Linked DNA regions of Homo sapiens: all the other regions are linked to region 1. Evidence: chromatin loops called from intact Hi-C (ENCODE). Cell type or tissue: heart right ventricle. All regions are shown on one strand. Region 1 overlaps PIR (pirin). Region 2 overlaps ASB11 (ankyrin repeat and SOCS box containing 11). Region 3 overlaps VEGFD (vascular endothelial growth factor D). Region 4 holds the start of VEGFD (vascular endothelial growth factor D).

Region 1 (5,000 bases):
GAAAACTATGTTTTCCTTTAATTTCCATTTGCTTTAAAATGGTGGCTGTTTTTTTTTTTTTTTTTTTTTTGTCTACTAGTGGCTTGGTAGGAAAAAGAGAAAAACAAAACAAAACACGAGTTGAGGTCATGGCTGATGAGAGATGCCAGCAAGGAACATATTGCATAATAGAAGCTGCTAACTGGTCTTCAAGGATGTCTGAATCCATACAATTAAGGACTCAAGTTATTTTACAAAAATGTTTTCATGACTTGAGTAGAAACCGGGAAAATCACCCAATTGACTAAATTGACTCACCCAATCCCAACCCCACATACGCACCTTCACAAGTTCCAAAAGGTGGTTTTAACAAAAAGGAAAAGATAACCAACACGGTTCAGGTATTCGGCCAATGGATAAATCCGAGTATTTTAAAGCTCTACCAGGTCCTGCCTTACATTTCCCTGCCACCACCCTGCAGAAGCACCAGTGCTTCAGAGACTCCCGCCACTCTGCCCCCTGCAGGTGTGGCCCTGCCTCCAAAAACTACACCGGCTTTGGGGCTCTGGTGCAAACCTCAGGTTTGCCATTTACCAGGTTTGGTATGCAGGGTGAAGTCCCTTCACTTCTTGGAGGCTCAGTCTCCTCATGTACAGCATAGACCTGGGAGGTGAGCTCTCCGAGAGTGGTAAGGACTAAGTGAGTAATGTGTGCAAAGCACCTGGCCCATAACAGGTGATGGGTAAGTCCTAGAGTTGGCACAGCTACCACAGCTCCGTGGGCAGAGATCCCATTCGTGGATCTTCATTCACGCTTCCTGGAATAGTTCCCCCTACCCCCTCCAACAGTCTCATAGTTCACCTCCTCGCTTCACTCAGGCCTCTGTTCAAATGTTACTGCCTAAGAAAGGCCACCTCCAACCAGCCCATCTGGTCTAATTTATCAATCAATTCTGTATCCTCCAACCATGGTTTGTTTCTTCTTCCTAGCTTTTTCACCATGGGACACTATATTATGTAATTATTTGTTATTCATTTATTGTCTGTCTTCATTAAGAGAATGTAAGCCCCATGAAGGCAGGGACTTTTTTAACTTAGCTACTATGGTGCCTAGCATACAGCTGGCACTGAAGATTTGTTCAATGAATGAATGAATTGATCAATCAATCGATGGATGGATGGATGAATAGCATCTTATATTTGCATAGCATTTCAGCATTTACAAAGCATCTGATCCTGGAAATATGTGATCACCTATATATTACTGATGAAAACATCGTGGCTTAGTGAGATTAAGGTTACAGTTAACAATAGCAGAACAAAGATCTAAAACAACATTATCTGTCCCTGAGAATAAAACTACTTTCACTCCCCCACCCCCATGCTGCCTCACAAATGCTGACGGCATATTGCCAGTAACGTATGTGCTGGGAGCACAGGGCTTGTCTCAGAGGAGAAATCCCATGACAATTGCAATAGGAGCCAGAACTGCAGGGATTTCACACAGGTAACAAGGGGACTTTGCCAACTTCAATGGCTTCAGGCAAACTGGCTATTTCAGGCAAAGAAAGGGTCCTACTGCTAATATACACAAAGCTGAAAATAGGCCTCATGATTTCTGAGTGAAGGGAGTAGGTTTATGGAAGATCCCAAAGCTACAGGATCCTGAGATGAGGTGATCATGAAATCCTTCTTTGGTGTGGGTATCAAAGAGTTCTACCTACCATCTAACTACAAAGAAAAGAACAACTGACTTATTTGTCTCTTATTTTTTTACGTTGTTCCCATTCTCAAGTCTCCCAAACCTATTTTTTTCTTTCACTCTGATTAAAATTTCTGACATGGACATCAAGGTTCTATGATAATCATATTCCCAAACCTAACTACTCAAAAGAGCTGAATTACAAACTCCCTCAGAAACTTCCAGCTGCTTCTAGAACCCCAGGACCAGGCATGCCCCTTCTCCTTCAAACCCAGATCAGGAATAAATGTTTTGGGGAATCTCTTCAGACAAGCTATGCCTGGGTCGCCATGTAATCAGCAGCCCAACTTCTTAACTGGCACCACCTACATCTGGCAAAACTGTGCTCAAGATGTTCATTTCCATTGTTTTAATTTCCATGTTATACTGAAGGGGCCTGAAGGGAATGGTTTGCTAACTTCTATGACTACCCAAATTTCCACATAAACGGGTAGTCGGAACTATTGTTGCTTAAGAGAGCCCTCTGCTGACACAAATTATGTGTGCTCATTCTTTTCCTAAAATCAAACCTCACCAAACCAGACCTATGTCTCGCCAACAGATCCACTGATTACTAAATATGTCTTGTAGCACATGCATGGCGTCTCTGCTTAAAGACTGTGTGTCACTGTGGCAGGCTGCCATCTAGTCATTAAGGGATCAGCTATGTTGTGGCATAGAGGGAAGTTCTTCTGCTTAGTACAGTCTCCAGTTAAAAGTTGTTAAGGCAGATGCCTAAGAATGAAGTGCCTGAAAACACTTGTTTGCACATATGGTCTTGGGCAGGTTTGGGACTCACAGGGGTCTTACAGAGGAAGAGGTTTCAGAGACTCATGTCGATTTTCCTTTTAATATTTTGTTAAAATTTCATTATAACAATATTTAATTAAGCAGCTGACACCTTTTTATGGGTACGTTATTATTATGATTCCCTGATTCAATTCACTGTAGATTTAATTTCTCAAACTTTGAGTGAGTGTGATCATTGAACTTGATGTTATTGGGCCCCAGGCCCCAGGATTTTGGACATCAAGAAGCAATAAAACATTTTAAAATAAAGGGGTCTGAGAGAGGGATGCCAATTTTTTGCCTTCCTTAGTCTTTTAAAAATAAAAGTTAAATTTTGGAATAATTTTTAAGTTTACATAACAATTGTAAAGATAGTATGGAGAGTCCACCCAGCTTCTCCTGCCATTAACATATTATATAACCTCAGAACATTTGCCAAGACTAAGAAACCAATGTTGATACACTGCCATTAACTAAAGTATATCACTTATGTGGCTTTCACCAGTTTTTCTATGAATATCCATTTTTGGTTCAGGATCCATGTCATCATGTCCCCTTGGTTTCTTCCATCTGTGACAGTTTCTCACTCTTTCCTTGTTTTTCATGAGCTTGATAATTTTGAAGAGTACTGGTGAAGTATTTTATAGAATACTCCTCAATGGTGGGTGGGGGTGCCAACTTTTAAATTCAGATTGTGAAAGGTAAAAATTATCTACTATGGTCATCATTTCATAAAAGAAAGGCCATTCTAACAACCAAAAAAAGGAAGAATAGCAATATCTGAATAAAGAACAGTCTTTTAAATAAAATAAATTTATCTCTAGGAAAAGGCCCACTACTTTGCTAATCATTCCTCCCTCCCCTTTCTTTTTCTTTCTTTCGTTCTGGCCCACCCAAGATAAAATGTCATTACAAACTCACAAACAGGAAGTCAGGAATCACCTAGAAGGAACACAGTGGTCATTGCTTCCATACCTTCAGGGAGCTACCACTCTAGCAGAAGATAAACCACTAAAATATGCAGACAAGAGAAATGAAAGCTAAAGAGAAGTACAAGCAAATCTAGAAGAAAGATTGATTGTGACAAAGATTCCAGAGGAATGAGGGAGTAATTCGTGGAGGAGGAATCCTCCCAGGTGGGTCTTAAAAAGAAGAAATTTGGGGGAAAAAATTAAGGTAGGGTGGGGAGAAAAGGTATACAGAAAGAGGGAAAAATTAGGTTGTAGTAAGTTATAAGCGACTGAAACATGAATTTATTATCATGTTACTACTAGATCATGAACAGTGTTGCAGCTATAAGAAGTAAGGTAAATGATTGTCCTTAAATAGCCAGGTACAATCAACCTAACCCATTTCCTCATTATACTGGAAGTTCAGAGGACAAGTGAGAGCACTATTTTGGACTTACAGATAGGAAAATTCAGATCCCTGGACCATGAAAGCATAGGTCCCACAGTAAGTGAGTGGCAGAAGGAGTATGGGGTGTTTATTCATAGTTTTATGGTCTATGTCACCTGCACAATCTCATTTCTAATGGTATTAAAAATCTTTTAATCATCTGAATGTGTCAAAGTATTGAGAAAATATCAGATATATAGAAAGGGAACTTTGTTCCAGAAGGAGTGGTAGCAAAAAAGAGTGGACAAATGTGGGCCTGGGATCATATGGGCCCACCAAATCTTGCTCTGTATGGCCTGTGTGAACTTCGCAAGTCACCGCCTCCCTGAACCTTAGTTTCCTCATGTGTAAAATGGGGGAGATAACAATTTTTACTTTTCAAGATTGTTTTGAGGCTTACAGGTAACGTATCAACATATGAAGCTTCTCATATATCAGTAGTTAATACTGTTGCATGGCAAATTTCCTTCAAGTTTAATCCTGTGTAGTCAGGCCTGTGATTCTAAGAGTCTGTTGATTGGATGACTCTGAAGCAGCTTTGTTAATAGTGTGGACAATTTGCATGAAGCTTTTTATCATTTAATGATCTATGTTAATTTACTTTGGACTTATTTCTCGTTTCACTTGAAAAGCTTTATTTTATATTTGGTGATATAAAATAATGTTTTAATGATTGGCTTATAGTCTTTATTACATTTCCCCCCACTCAATTTTTCTTTCTTTCTTTCTTTCTTTCTTTTTTTTTTTTTTTTTTGAGACAGAGTTTCACTCTTGTTGCCCAGGCTGGAGTGCAATGGTGTGATCTCAGCTCACTGCAACCTCCACCTCCTGAGTTCAAGCGAATCTCCTGCCTCAGCCTCCCGAGTAGCTGGGATTACAGGCGCCCACCACCACGCCCAGCTAATTTTTTGTATTTTCAGTAGAGACGGGGTTTCACCATGTTGGCCAGGCTGGTCTTGAACTCCTGACCTCAAGTGATCCACCTGCCTTAGCCTCCAAAAGTGCTGGGATTACAGGCGTGAGCCACCGCGCCCAGCGCACCCCGGCCCCCCACCCCCCCAACACTCAATTTTTCTACTTAAAAACTCTTGGAA
Region 2 (5,000 bases), 170 kb before region 1:
ACCAGCCCAGCCCTTACCCACAGTGGGTAAGCCATCTGGAAGGTAAACTATCATTAAACATTAACAGATGCATCTGGCCAGACAGACCCAAGTGGGCAGGGGCAGTACTCACGTGTGCACCATTTTCCAATAAGGCTTTGGCACAGGCCACGTGACCTCCAAGGCATGCCTCGTGGAGAGAAGACACCCGGTTAATTGTCACAAGGTTCACATTGACACCCTATAATTTAGAAAGAAGAGAGTTTATTTATTTTTTACAGACTGGGGTCTCACTGTGTTGCCCAGGCTGGTCTCAAACTCCTGGCCTCAAGTGATCTTCCTGCCTCAGCATCCTGAGTAGCTGGGATTTCAAGTGCAAGCCACCAAGCCCAGCAGAAGAGAGTGAAATACTGCATTAGTGATAGCAATGAAAGCAATGTTGTTTCACATGTTTCTGACATTTTCACAGTCTGTGGGTGTAATATTAGTACCATAGAGAGAGAAGTAGAAGTTACGATCAGGGGAGCCTAAAGACAGCATGACAGCCTCACATTCATTTATCCAAAAGAATGTTAATTCTGCATTCTGGAGCAGGTAATGTACTAGGACCTGGGTCTTCAAAACTTATGACATGGGTCTCTCTTCTCCCAGAGCCTACTGGGGAGGCAGAAATGAAAGACAAAAGAGCAAGAATATTGCTATACTGGAAGCATGTCCAAAATTAGTTTGGGAGCATAGGATATCCTTGAATCTGGCTTGGGGAGTAAGAAAAACCTTGCAAATGAGGTAGTATTTAGCTAAGACTTGAAGCATAAAATGTTTCAAGCTGTGAAGACCAAGAAAGAGTATGCCATTAGGAGAGAATAGAAACTGCAAATTCAGGAAGCAACAGGAAGTTATTTCCTGTTGCTTCCTGTTGCTTCCTGTGGCAGGGCCACAGTCGGATTTCTGGAACAGAAAGAACCCACAGAAAGTAGAAGCAGGAGATGGGAGGAGACAAAGGAGGACAGTAAGCTGGAGCTAGGTCATGAAAGGCCTTGATTTCCAAACAAGGAGGGCATGTCTTAGAGGAAATGGAGCACCTATGAAGTCTGCTAGGCTGCGGAGGGTCTGGAGCTAATAGATTAGCCTTTTTAGAAGCTTACTGGTAGCAGCATGGAGGGTTGATTGCAGGAGTAGGGATGTAAGACCAAAGCAAGGAGAGCCACAGAGATGTCACTATGAGTCTAGGAACAGGCTGGCATGGGCCTGCTGTGGCTGTGAATAACAGTAGGTATGAGGTATAGATGATGGAGTGCAGACAAGTTCAGGAGGTCGAGCTGGATCTGAAACAAAACAATAACTCCCAGGCTTAAGAGTAAGTAGACTGTGCTCCTAGGATTCATGTGCTGTGGAGTAGCAGCACTGCTTCAGCCATGACTCCACTGTGTGCAGAGGTCTCTGAAGTCCTAGAGTCCGGGGCCAGCGGACTTCTCCTAACCTTCATCTCCTCACCCAGGTATGAGTGCCTCCACCCTGTCCTAACACATTCTCCCTCCCCATACTACCATGTGTCCCCTTCCTTGTCCTGGACTCCATGTGACAGATGACAAGGTCAGCCTAGCTGCTGGACAACTCTGACTTCATAACCTGATTTTAACAACTTGGCTCTTACCATTTCCCTCCCTCTGATGATCACGTTCTATCTGCAAAAGTGTTGACAAAAACAGTCAAACTATAAAATATTTGAAGAGATTTATTCTGAGCCAAATATAAGTGACCAATGGCCTGTGACAAGCTCTCAGGAGATCCAGAGAACATGTGCCCAGGGTAGTCAGGGCACAGCCTAGTTTTATACATTTTAGGGAAACATGAGACATCAATCAAATACATGTAAAATGTACATTTGTTTGGCCTGGGAAGGTTGGACAACTCAAAGTGGGGGCCTGGGGCTCCAGATTATAGACAGATTGAAAATTTTTCTGATTGGCAATTGGTTGAAAGAGTTATTATCAATAGAAATGTCTGTCTGGGTTACAATAAGGGGTTGTGGAGACAAAAGTTTTATCATGTGGATGAAGCCTCCAGGTAGCAGGCTTCAGAGAGAATAGATTGTAAATGTTTCTTATCAGACTTAAGGTCTGTGTTGATGTTAAATTCTGGTCATCTTTTCCTGAGTTCCAAAAGGGAGGAGGGTATAATGAGGCATGTTCAACCCCCCTTTCCTGTCATGGCCTGAACCAGTTTTTCAGGTTAGTTTTGGAATGCCCTGGCTGAGAGGAGGGGTACATTCAGATGGTTGGAGAGGGGGTGCTTAGAATTTTATTTTTGATTTATAAAAGGAATTAGGTCCCTGGTCTGTCCTTCCCAGCCGAGTCCTGCTTTTGATCCTATGCCTTGTAACTGACCAACTGAAAGCTTCCAAAACCCAATGCCATGACCCTGAACCCCGAACTCCTACTTACACGGCCACCATCTCCTGCCAGATCTCTGGCTGCATCCTTGCTGTGGCCAGCAGCTGTGATTTCCCAGAATTGTCCCTTCATCATAAGGCCTCTTTTTGACTCCTGAATTCTGTCTATTTTCATGTCCTGAATATGACATCATTACTCTAGATCTGTGCTACATATTTCAAACTGGGCATCTAATAAGAGTTAGAAAAAGTCTTTTCATTTTTCTTTTCCTTTTGAGAAAATAAGAAAAAACAGACTAGTCCACAAGGTGGCAGAAGTGTGCTAGAAAAAACTGTTACGGTGCAAAATCTCAGAATCCCTGAAATTGTAGAAATGTGATGCTGGAAAGGCCTGAAAGATCATCTAGAGTGGATCACCTCAATTGTGCATGAGAAAATGGAGGAGTAGAATGTTCAAATACTTTTTAAGACTGGTTGTCAGTGACAGCCAGCAGTGTAACCAAGAGCTCCTGAATCTTGGTTTAATGTTTTACTCACATTTACTCACATTAGCTTAATGTTTTACTCATATCGGTTTAATGTTTTACTCACATCGATCATATTATCTAAATGTAAAATAAAGTTTATAAAAGTAGACAAATACATTTTTTAACAGTGTATAAGAGTAAAGAAGTAGGGGTGTAAAAGAAAAAGTTGAACTTTTGTATAAAGAATGCCCCCTTACACATTTAACCATATTATTGAAGCTAATATGCTTATTAAGTATAGTTAGTGCAATGTGGGATCCTGGAACAGAAATAGGACATGAGAGGAAAAACTGGTGAAATCACAATAGTGTGCAGTTTAGTCAGTGGTATTGTATCAATGTTAACTTCGTATTTTTGACTAATGTACCATAGCTATGTAAGATGTCAATATTAAAGGAAGTTGGGTGAAGGGTACAGTGTATATGGGAACTGTCTGTATCCTTTTCAACTCTTCTTTAAAATTATACAAAAATTTAAAAAGCCTATTAAAAATATACCAATGAAAGTATTGAGGTGGGAGACTGAGAGAGAAGAGGTGGGTGGGAGACTGAGAGAGAAGAGGTGGGTGCAAGACGTTTCATTGTGCACCTTTTTAATTTTATTTATTTATTTATTTTATTGAGACAGAGTTTCACTCTTTCACCCAGGCTGGAGTGAAGTGACGCGATCTCGGTTCACTGCAACCTCCACCCCGCCAGGTTCAAACGATTTTCCTGCCTCAGCCTCCCAAGTAGCTGGGATTATAGGCGCCCACCACCACGCCTGGCTAATTTTTGTACTTTTAGTACAGATGGGGTTTCACCATGTTGCCCAGGCTGGTCTCGAACTCCTGACCTCAGGTGATCCACCCACCTTGGCCTCCTAAAGTGCTAGGATTACAGGCGTGAGCCACCACATCCGGCCAGTCCACCTTTTTAAATAATTGTAATTTTTGAACTATGTGAATATATTACCTATTAAAAATAATCAAATCACATCCAATTTAAAGTACTTAAAAATAAATAAGCAAGTGATAAAATCAGGTACAAAGTTCATTTGATCATTGCTGGCAGTGCTGATTTCCATTTACCTCTACTTTTTAAGAAGTAACACAACTCATAAAGGAGAAATCAAAAAACAAATAAATGAAAAATACATACACATGCACACACAGACAGAGAGAGAGAGACAGAGAGAGAGAGAGAAAGAAAAAGAGAGAGAGAGAGCAGTGCACCCAGTGGTTTAAATTCAAAGTAGCAAGAAAGCCAGATGATTGCCTAGTTGTGGAAGAAAGACATGATGGCTTACCTCCTCTGTATAAATGTAGACCCTAAAACATACAAAGCAAATGGAGCCTGCACACTTTCATTCATTCATTTCACAAATACTTACCAGGCCCCTACTCATTTTTCAAGGTGCTGGGGATGTAGTCATAAATATAAATAAAGTAGCCTTCATAACTAAGACTTCAATAAATGTTCCCTGGGGAGTCAGATTTACCCATTGTCAACCTATTTTAATGCTTGTTCTTAAAATAGTGTATCATTGGGATAGGCAGCCTCTAAGATAGCACCCAGTAATCCTGGAATCCAGGTATTGCCTCCCTTGTATAATCCCTGCCCCTTGAGTGTGGGCTGGACTTGTTGACTCACACCTAATGAGTAGAATATGGCAGAAGTGACAGAATGTCACTTCGGAGATGAGGTTATAAAACAACTGTGACTTCCTTCTTAGGTACCTCTTGCACTCTCTCTGAGAGAAGCCAGCTGCCATCTCATGACACAGCCCTGTGGAGAGGCTCATGTGGCAAGGAATTGAGGTTTCCCAACAACCACGTGAGTGAGTTTGAAAGCAGATCCTGCCCGCCTTGAGCCATGAGATGACTGCAGCCCTGGCTGACACGTGGCAGCCTGTGAGAGACCCAGAGCCAGAATCACCTAGCTAAGCTGCTCCCTGGCCCACAGAAACCATGAAAATCCAAGTTTCTGTTGTTTTCAGCCATTATGCTTTGAGGTCATTTTTTAGGCAGCAATAGCTGACTAACTTAGCTTCAGGACTGCTGGTGCTAATGCATGCTGGAAGAGCATGAGGTGAGTTAGTGCAACAAACATTTGAGAGCATTC
Region 3 (5,000 bases), 120 kb before region 1:
ATCCCACCAAATTAAAATGGCATCTACGTTAAATGTCATGAGTAAAGGCAAGACAACTCAAGGCATTTACCTGCAGGTGTCTGGGTGAAATAGCTTGTGCTTCTGGCAGCAGGTCTCCAGACTTTCTTTGCACTCAAAGCAACTGCAGTTTTTGGGGTGCTGGATTAGATCTTTGGGACATGGTGTTTTACAGACACACTCGCAACGATCTTCGTCAAACATCATGTGTGGCCCACAGAGAGCTGGTTCCTGGAGATGAGAGTGGTCTAAAGAGAAACAGAAACGTGTTGGTCAGATAGTTGTAGTGTGGCAATTGGATCACCAAAGTTGATTGTATCTTTTATGTCATCCGTAAGTAACTTGGATTCACCCAATCTCCTTCCTATAGATTTATGCCCCTAATTTTTTCACAGGGTGAGGAAGATTAACCTCTGATTTCACAATACAAACACAGGTTTGTGTGTTTTCTTAGGTTTGTGATTTTTAAAATATCATAAGCTGAATATTTTTCATAAAATATTTTTAGAGATTTTTATGTTGATGACTTGTTTAGAATGCAAACTTCCACAACCAAGTATTAGTAATAAAATATAGGATGTCTAAGGGTTATGAATCTAGCTGTCTCCATTTTTTGGTGGAGATTAAAAGGAGAGACACACAAAATAATTGGTGTTGTAGAAATACACCTCAGACATTCCAGGCCAGGCGTAGCAATAGCAATGCATGTCCTCACTGCAGATCATAACACTAGTATAAAAGATATAGGAGTAATAATGAACTTTGATTCCACCAACATCTGCTGGAAGATACATTCAAGTAAAGGGGAGGGTCTGAGAAGTTTTTGACATACTCATCTGACAAATATTTCTTCTAGAAGGTGTATAAAACAATTGAATAGCTACTACTCCAAATCCATTTCTGATTAACAAGTTGAAATTCATTGCAAAATAAATGGAAGAGACAGAAACTTTGGAAGAACTTGACTCTGTCCCTTTAGCATTCTTGAAGGTTTTGGAGGGACGTACATGTTTAGTAGTTTTCTCCCCAAATCTGCTTCTCTCCCAGTTTGCCTCATTTAGGGAATGGTGACATCATTCTTGACTCACCTGCTCTGGTAAGTCTGAGCATCATGTCCACTCAGTTCTGCCTCTCTAAATTTGTTCTTTATTTTCCATCCCCACTACCACTCCCACAATTCAGTCTGTACCTTGTGTTTCTTTTGTAGATGGCTGTCGCTCTGTCACTCATCTCACCACCACAAGTTTTATCCCTCCAACCTATTCTTCTTCACATGATTAACAAATGCAAACCAAATCACTTCATTCCACTGCTTTGAATGCATTAAAAGGTTCCCTTCCCACAATAAAAACCAATTTTCCCACCAGGACATACAAGGCCCTCCATGAACTGGATCATAGTAACCTCACAGACTCATCTTCTGTTTCTTGCTTTCATATATCCTGTGTGTTCCATTTATACCAAATGACAGCACTTTCTGTTGCCCTGATATTCCAGTGCCTCCCAGTCCCATGCCTTTGGCCTTGTCTTTCCTTCTGCCATCCCTTTTCCCTGACATCTTTCCCAATGTCTGCAGGTTTAGCTAAGTGTCCTTATCCTGTGCATATTGCTGTCCGATTCTTTCTTGCACTGATTACATTTGTCTGTTTACTTGTATGTTTCCCCCATTAAGTAAAATGTCCTGAAGGAGAAGGAGCAGGTCTCATTGTTCTGATATAAAATAGGCACTCGATGGATGTTTGTTGGGTTTATTTGGTGTAATAAAAGGGTCCTGAAGCAGGCCGATGTATGGAGCTTCTGGGAATCCCATCCAGCATTCCAAGCCATTGGGTTAAACCATATGTTCTTGCCAATATCTGACTTTAATGACATATCAAAATGAGAATCTCGTGCGGTTCAACTTTATAGTTTAAACTTTTCTGTAATGCACGACGTTTGAGAATGGGTGCTGGAAGGCTAAATCTGAGAAGTCTCCATTTTGAACTTTGTGGAGAGGGAAAATGTGAGCTCTGTAAGTCATATGCCAGTGAGGCAGATGCCGCTTTGGGGTAAGACAAGAGTAACTTGTTAAAGGATAAAGAGGCTTTTTAAAAATTCGCAATGATCACTAGGTGGCAGCAGAAGTTCACTAAGAATACTTCAGACAGGCCCAAGGCCATTGTTGGACAGGGTTGTTCAGGGAAACACAATCCACAAGGTGTTTGCAGAACTTCAGCAGGCTGTTTGGCAGAGTCTGTGCTCACATCCTTATAGCCAAGTTAAAAGAAACAAAAACTGGATGCAAGAGAACTGGTGGTGGAACAGCAAGTAGCTGAGGGTGATATCTTGAAGTATTATGTATTGATTTCCGTCCCTAGAGAGTCTGATGATATGTTCTGTTCTCAGCTTTGTTCCTTTTACCATTTTTATCAATAAACTGATAGAATTTTTTCAAAATAAATTCTTGAAATTGTAGCTCTCTTCAAGAAGGAAGGGATATATTAAGTATTTTAAAATACAGAATTGGGACCTCCTCAATTTATTCTTTTGTGTGTGTGTGTGTTTGTGTATATCGTTTGTTTTAACAATTTAGAGCAATGACCTGACTCTAACAAGACTCAATTAAATTAGACTTGGATTCACTAACCTAAATGTGCTCATCTGGGCAAGAGAAGTCACTGTAGAAAAGGCAGTTGGCTTAACAGTCACATGTGCGGAAAAAAAGTATAGTGAGCAGTAAGCTCAGTAAATCCCATCAATTTGATGGGGCCACTGGAGAAATGAATGTGAACTTGATCCACATTGGGGACTTATAGGAGATGAGAATGAGAAACAATTGTGATCCAGTCCACCCTGCGCCTCTCACTTACATCATTGCTACAACTTCCCAAAAGGTTTCCTGCCTCCTTCCCTGCCCCGAGTCAACACATCCTCTTCTACACTGTTGCTGATATGATTTTGTTAAAATTCTAATGGGTACTGTCACTCTCCTGCTTTAGCCAGTTGTGTGGTTTCCCTTTGTCCTTAGTATCACATCCAAGCTCCCATGCAAGAATTACAAGGTCCTTCTGCTTTGCCCCTGTGAGCCTGTCCAGCTTCTTCTCTCACATCTAACCAGCCCCTTCCCCATTATGTCCCCACCCATTATATCCCCACCATGCTGAACTTCTTCCAGTATGTTCTCTCACCTCCAGCCCTGAGTGCTCATATACCCGCTGCTTAGAACAGCACTTCTCTTCTTCCCTATTCTTCTTACCACCCTCTACACACGTGTACTGGCTGAGTGCCTTCCCAAGAATTATCTCCAGCAGAAATAAGCTGCCTCTCCTAAGGCTACATCCCCTCTCCAAGGCAGCCAATGAACGGTCTACAGGGCTCAGCCTCTTCACCTAGATTTAAGACTTACCCCCGCAGGGGTTCCCAGCTTCAACTTCCCATTGGCTTAGGCTGATGCCTCTTAGCAACTGCGCTGTGGTCTGCTGCCTCTCTCTTTACCCTTTAATGCCTTGTGCCTGCCTACAAACCTCCTCCGTACAAAACTGTCTCAGAGGCTTTGTGCCAGGAAATCCTCAGCTAGAGCCTTTAAGCTCTAAGTATATTGCCCTTCCCACAGTAACTTACTTTCTTTCTCTTTCTTTCTTTCTATCCTTCCTTCCTTCCTTTCTTTTTCTTTCTTTTCTTTCTTTCTTTCTCTCTCTTTCTTTTCTTTTCTTTCTTTCTTTCTCTCTCTCTCTCTTTCTTTTCTTTTCTTTTTCTCTTTCTCTCTTTCTTTCTTTCTTTCTTTTTTTGGAGGCAGAGTCTCACTCTGTCATCCAGGCCCGAGTGCGGTGGCATGACCTCGGCTCACTGCAACCTCTGCCTCCCAGGTTCAAGAGATTCTCATGCCTCAGCCTCCTGAGTAGCTGGGACTACAGGCGCACATCACCATGCCCAGCTATTTTTTTTTTTTTTTTTTTTTTTTTTTTTTTTTTTTTAGTAGTAGTAGAGATGGGATTTCGCCATGTTGGCCCGGCTGGTTTTCTTTTTTTTTTTTTTCTTTTTTTGAGACGGAGTCTCGCTCTGTTGCCCAGGCTGGAGTGCAGTGGCGGGATCTCGGCTCACTGCAAGCTCCGCCTCCCGGGTTCACGCCATTCTCCTGCCTCAGCCTCCCAAGTAGCTGGGACTACAGGCGCCCGCCACTACGCCCGGCTAATTTTTTTTTTGTATTTTTAGTAGAGACGGGGTTTCACCGTTTTAGCCAGGATGGTCTCAATCTCCTGACCTCGTGATCCGCCCGCCTCGGCCTCCCAAAGTGCTGGGACTACAGGCGTGAGCCACCGCGCCCGGCCGGCCCGGCTGGTTTTCAAACTCCCAACCTCAAGTGATCCTCCCATCTCGGCCTCCCAAAGTGCTAGGATTACAGGCATGAGCCACCATTCCCGGCCAACCCCACAAAAATTTTCTAACACTTTTAGAACATGAGTCACATGGAGAAAGAATTAGATTTGTTTTACATGGTTCTATAGGGTAAAACCTGAACTAATGAGTTGATGCTCTTGAGCTGGGCTGTCCAACAAGGTAGCTATGGGCCATATGTGACTATTGGGCATGAAATAGAGAGTCTAAATTGAGATGTGCTGTAAGTGTACAACACACACTGGATTTCAAAGACTTAGCACAAAGAATGTAGGCTAGCTCATAAATTTTTTATATTGATTGCATGTTGAAATGATAGTACATTGGATAGATTGGATTAAATAAAATATATTAAGATAAATTTCACTTGTTTCTTTTTATCTTTTTAATGTAAAATGTGAGTTACATATATGACTCTTATTGTATTCCATTGGGCAGTCTGGTCTGTTCTGGAGAGAGATTTCATTTCAGTATAACAACAGGAGTGTGCCCACCCCTTGGTGCTGCCTCACTGGATGGCGAGTCTCCAAATAACTGATGTATGTTCTGGTAGAGGATGGCTGAACACTTGGTGGGAAGGGTGTAAAGAACATTCAAGATCGGCATGG
Region 4 (5,000 bases), 86 kb before region 1:
AACACAAATGTAAAGAAGTCTTGTGAGCCATGTGGCTTCTCATGAAAGAAGTATCCCACATTCCTGTGGATCTTGGACTGATTCTAGTCTTACACAGAATGTGAATGACTCCATCACCCACCAATATTCTTCTACCAGTGTAATTAAGAAAGAGGGTGGATAAAAAAAGACAGTACACAGGGAAGATAAAGCAGAAAGAAACAAATTCTGTCAGAAAAAAGTTGTGAAAGCCTACTATGGCCTGGTATTCCTTTGTTGCAATAGTGACATGTCTTCATTAGTGACATTGAAAAGATTTATGAAGGCTGGCTTTCCCCAGCATCTTCAGAAGACTCACAGAATTTCTGGGGGACAAGAATTGTTTATTAAATAAACCAGAAATAGTGCTGGCCAGAAGGCCAATGTGAATGAGAGAAGAGTGAGGATGTAGATACTTATTTACCAAATGTCCAGAGTGTCTACCACATTGTACTTAGGGCTGTCACATACAGATATGTCTATATGCATGGAGCACCCTAGAGTTGTGCAGTGCACATCGTGTACAACTGTATATGACTGTCTGAGCTGTATTAAAAAGCTGGAGAAAATAGAAACAGAAATAAATTCCACATCTAGGCCGTAATCTGATTATATTAATGAACGATGCATAGGTACTGGGTTAAGCTTATTTCTAGAGGAAAACGTGTTCTTCTTAGACTGAGAAACTTAACAGCTAAATAGTATACACAGTGGATTTGAAATCTTAAGTTGAGATTTTCAAACAGATTTGTCTCAGTTCACATGTTCCATGCACTGCTGACTCCAAACAGCTATCCTTGCAAACACAAGTGGTAAGACTAATGAAATTAGGAGGCCTTACACCCAAATGGCATTAAGCACAATCGTCCAGAGCACTAGTAGCTATTTCATGATTGCTACAGGAAAAAAAAAAATCTTCACAGATACCTAGAACTATCGTAGAGGCAATGCTAGTCTAAGCTGGAAAACTGGACAATCTTCAAAGCTAGAAAGTGAAAACTGGGCTGGGGGTGGCTGGAGGACAACCTAGGAGCAAAATTGGCATCACCATCCATTCTGGAAAAGAGGTGGTTAGAAGAGGGGAGGGTGAGGAGAAAGAAATACATATGGACCAAGTACCGAGGAAGACCATGAATTTCTTATAATAAATAAAACATTTTATTTCAAAAAGTAAAAAAAAAAAAACAAAAAATTCAAATACCACCACCCTAAACCATTACCACCATGAATATGTTTTCACACTACATTTTAATTTTAACAAGAAGAACTTTAACATTTAGAAACATTATTTCCTCTTAGATTTTCTTTTCTTAAAAGTTGGGGAAAAAAGAAAACTATAACCAATATTATATATCTCATTATCCCTTACCACTCAGTCATATCTATGCCAAAACTTCTGTTTAGCTATAGGCAATCCTTTCCTTCATATCAGAAATAATTTAATTGAGCGAGGGGTAGGGTGGATATAAGTTCAGTATATGTAGCTTCACTTTTTAAAGGAAATTCTGATATATTCTGAAAAAAAATTGCTAATCGTATTAGTAAGTATATAATGCTGCATCCTCCACGTGTAACAACTTGTTTTCTGTCACATGCAAATTCAGCTGCTTTCCTTCGTTACTCCATTCAACAAATTTATATATTAACAGTACATTCAAAGCATTTAAAACTTCACAGTGCCAGCCGGGCGCGGTGGCTCACGCCTGTAATCCCAGCACTATGGGAGGCCAAGGCGGGCAGATCATCAGGTCAGGAGATCGAGACCATCCTGGCTAACACAGTGAAACCCTGTCTCTACTAAAAATACAAAAAATTAGCCCGGCATGGTGGCACGTGCCTATAATTCCAGCTACTCGAGAGGCTGAGGCAGGGGAATCACTTGAACCCGGGAGGCAGAGGTTGCAGCGAGCTGAGATTGCATCACTACACTCCAGCCTGGGTGACAGAGTGAGACTCCGTCTCAAATAAATAAATAAATAAATAAATAAAACTTCACAGTGCCCAGGACACCTGAGACATTCTTGGTGCTTGTGCTCTTTGAAAGAGCTGAGCAACCTAAAGAATATGACTTATGTCCAACAATTCAGTCTCCTTTATTATACCATCAGATAAAGTGATGTTTTACAAGGAAAATGGAAATATTTTAAAACTCGAGGAGCCCAGCACATCTAAAGGATTTCTGTTTCATGAACTTACGAAAAAGCTGGACAGTCGGAAAAGTCTTACTTGCTTCAAACAAGTCAGACCGTTTTCTCCTGTTACCTATGCTTACAGTCAGATTCCCATTTACCTACAATCTGGCCTTGAGATCCAATATCAAGGCTGGTGGCAGTAAAATGGAGCCAAACACTGTGATTTCTCCCATGTAAATTTGGAATTTGAGAAGTTAGAAAAGTGCTGGCTGCCAGACAAGGTGACTTCCCACTCACCTCCAGCTCAGTGTTCAACATTTTTAAATATCAGCCCCCACCCTCGCCAGGCCACCAACACCAGCCAGGAGCCTTTGAAGACACTTTCCCCCTATGCAATTTGAATGTATAACGTATTTTAAACTACATACCATATGTACTGTATGTACGTCTGTGCGTGATGTATCAAAAGGGTAAAACTTTTTCATCCCTCCACGAACCAATTTTCCCCTGCTGGGGGCGATATCACCCCTGTTGAAAATGCACGTCCTAAACAACAGCTACAAAAACTCAAACTCACATTTAATTGTCTTTTCAAGGCCAGAAGTTCCTAAATCAATAATGATTTAGCACCACTTCAGTCAAAACAATTACATCCGAATCATTTTCAAAATAGAAGCTTAAAATATATATAATCCATGAAATGCATAAAATTGGGCTAAGTATTGTTCCAGCAGTCAGCAACATTCTGGTTAATTTTTTGCATTACTCTCTGTTCGTTAAGCTCTATTTGATGCTTGCTCACAGAACCAAAGATTTGATTAGTGTTGAATTTTACACCTTTCAAGAAGCGAAAAAACCAAACACTCTCTGAGAAAACATTTTTCTGGATGGCAGCAATTGGTAATTTGCAAAAGCAGATAGAAAATGTTCATAGAAAGCACTGCAATTTTCAATTTACCAAACGAATAAACTAACCTCTGCTGCTCACAAAGACCTGAAAATAAATGGCCCACAAAGTTATCAGTCATAAAAACAAATCAATGTTTCATTAAAAAACCACTGTGCCATCTGCATATGCAACCGAGGAGAAACTTCTCCATCCAAAAAGATTCCAGACTGCTCATGTTCTACCATAACTTCAAAAAACAACCAACCCCCACCCCAGCATTTTCAAATACTCATGGCCAGAAGTTTAATAAGACTAAGAAACAGAACAGTCACCAAGAAATGCAGGATATATCCTGTCCAGTCCACTACTAGGATGGTTCTGCATTTTTATATTGTTTCAAAAATAGTGAGGGCAAAGAAAGTCCTCTGTATGAGCCAATAAAAAGAACTTCATCACATTAAAAATTGAGCTCACCTACCTTCACTGGTCCATGTTCATTACTGGAGCCCTGCACCAGCTGGACGTACAACATCATGAAAACATTCACCACTACCCACTCTCTGTACATTTTGAATATTTCAATATCCACTGATTACTAAGCAGTTGACATCAGGCAGCTAGAGAAAATTGTTTCAAAAGGCATTCTCCAGAAGGAAAGTTTGAAACCTCAAAACTTCACACAGAAAACCAAATAATCAGTTCTGATCAAAATCCAATGAAATTATTTCAATTAGGCAAGGTACGCTTTTTTTGCACAATCTTAGGGGTGGGGAGAGAGAGATGAAAAAAATCAAAATGTTCTCCAAAAATAATCAGAAGGTGGACATGTCTTCTACCTGAAATTAGAAAGCACTCTAAATTTACTTCATGTCCAGAAAATTAAAAAAATCTCTCCAATGTATGCCGCAGGTTCTAGTTGCTTTGTAAGGAGGTGGTGTGGCCACCAATGCTTACAGCTACAGAAAGCTGGAACCCAACTCTGGATTGAAACTTTTTTGCACAACCTTCATGGAAGCTTGCAGAAGCATGTGTCTTAAATCTGACACAGATTTTGGCAGAAAATGCAGAGAAGTCTTGGCTGTAATCCTGTTGCGTCCCTACCAATAGCAGGGCAGTTTTAAGAACTGACTCAAATGTTCAGGGCTGCCGTTATTTTAAAGCAGATAACCTGTAACATGAAACCCCAGCACATAGCTTTGACCTTTGTATCTCAGTGGGATTGCTTAAGAAGGGACCTCAGATGCTCATGCATCTGCTGCCAATGACACACAGAAAGCAATCAAATATGATTTTTAAAACCTGCACATGCACAAAAATAATAAAAACATCCATCCATACATGCAAAAAAAGGCAAACATACACAAAACGACTTTTTAAACAGAAGCTTAGTAACTTAGGTATCTCAAATGAAAAACACTGATTTTTAAAGAAACAATGATTAGGTTTATTTGCATGTGCCAGGAAATATCCTACATTTATTGTTACAAAAACCATGTTATCACGTTAGTGTGGAATTCTTTAGAAGCACCGGCTAAATAAGCTTTAGAAATGGAATGCCTTCAATGGCTCAATCTCAGAAATGGCAAAATTCTAGGACACATCAAGACCTGCTCTTCCGCTTTCCACTAGTTCCCAATCTTTGATTTCCAGGTTTTGGCCCTTTCAAACCCATTTTTTGCGTTTCTGAAATCAAGAATAGCTTGAGAAATCTCTTCATTGGTGTTCATCACAAATGGACCTAGGGCAGAAAGAGACATTCAGAAAGTTCTGGGTGGCAATATTTTCCTCTACCACTAGAAATGATATATATTTCTGTAGTTCTTAATTTAAAACAAAATCCAAGCACATCCGAAGAGTAAAAGTTTATTTTCACAGTGTTCAATCCCCAAGGACTGTAAGATGAGTTTCTTGACTAGGATTGTATATGATTATTGATTATAAAGACGAAACTTCAGATAAAT

The links. A loop is a pair of places that touch in the nucleus more often than their neighbours do. Peaks named below come from ENCODE experiments on the same cell type or tissue, not always from the same donor. Only the 100,000 strongest peaks of a DNase experiment are listed, where the experiment ranks them.
Region 2: it touches region 1 in a loop (4-fold over the local background); 35 of 110 quality-filtered maps call a loop at or near these places.
Region 3: a loop joins it to region 1, with 7 times the contacts of the local background. A loop is called at or near these places in 89 of 110 quality-filtered maps.
Region 4: a loop joins it to region 1, with 2.1 times the contacts of the local background. A loop is called at or near these places in 4 of 110 quality-filtered maps.

Annotation. Positions count from the first base shown.
Region 1 is chrX:15,465,959-15,470,958 of GRCh38, forward strand. All of the region lies in intron 3 of PIR (pirin), which reads right to left. All of the region lies in intron 2 of PIR-FIGF (PIR-FIGF readthrough), which reads right to left. Among named protein-coding and RNA genes, the nearest start is that of PIR-FIGF, 23 kb to the right of the region's middle. In heart right ventricle, a CTCF peak has its summit at 2,201 (motif pointing left); no DNase peak of the experiment used is centred here; H3K27ac peaks cover 943 bases.
Region 2 is chrX:15,297,462-15,302,461 of GRCh38, forward strand. It overlaps ASB11 (ankyrin repeat and SOCS box containing 11), which reads right to left. Exons shown (of 7, transcript NM_080873.3): 3 at 113-220. Among named protein-coding and RNA genes, the nearest start is that of ASB11, 16 kb to the right of the region's middle. RefSeq lists an enhancer at 766-1,060. In heart right ventricle, a CTCF peak has its summit at 2,688 (motif pointing right); a DNase peak (open chromatin) is centred at 4,710; H3K27ac peaks cover 3,517 bases.
Region 3 is chrX:15,347,094-15,352,093 of GRCh38, forward strand. VEGFD (vascular endothelial growth factor D) reads right to left here. Exons shown (of 7, transcript NM_004469.5): 6 at 71-266. It overlaps PIR-FIGF (PIR-FIGF readthrough), which reads right to left. Exons shown (of 15, transcript NR_037859.2): 14 at 71-266. Among named protein-coding and RNA genes, the nearest start is that of PIGA, 14 kb to the left of the region's middle. In heart right ventricle, a CTCF peak has its summit at 2,134 (motif pointing right); no DNase peak of the experiment used is centred here.
Region 4 is chrX:15,380,340-15,385,339 of GRCh38, forward strand. VEGFD (vascular endothelial growth factor D) reads right to left here and starts at 4,074. Exons shown (of 7, transcript NM_004469.5): 1 at 3,518-4,074. The coding sequence starts at 3,607. PIR (pirin) reads right to left here. Exons shown (of 10, transcript NM_001018109.3): 10 at 4,460-4,777. The coding sequence ends at 4,665. All of the region lies in intron 9 of PIR-FIGF (PIR-FIGF readthrough), which reads right to left. In heart right ventricle, a CTCF peak has its summit at 2,672; no DNase peak of the experiment used is centred here; H3K4me3 peaks cover 549 bases.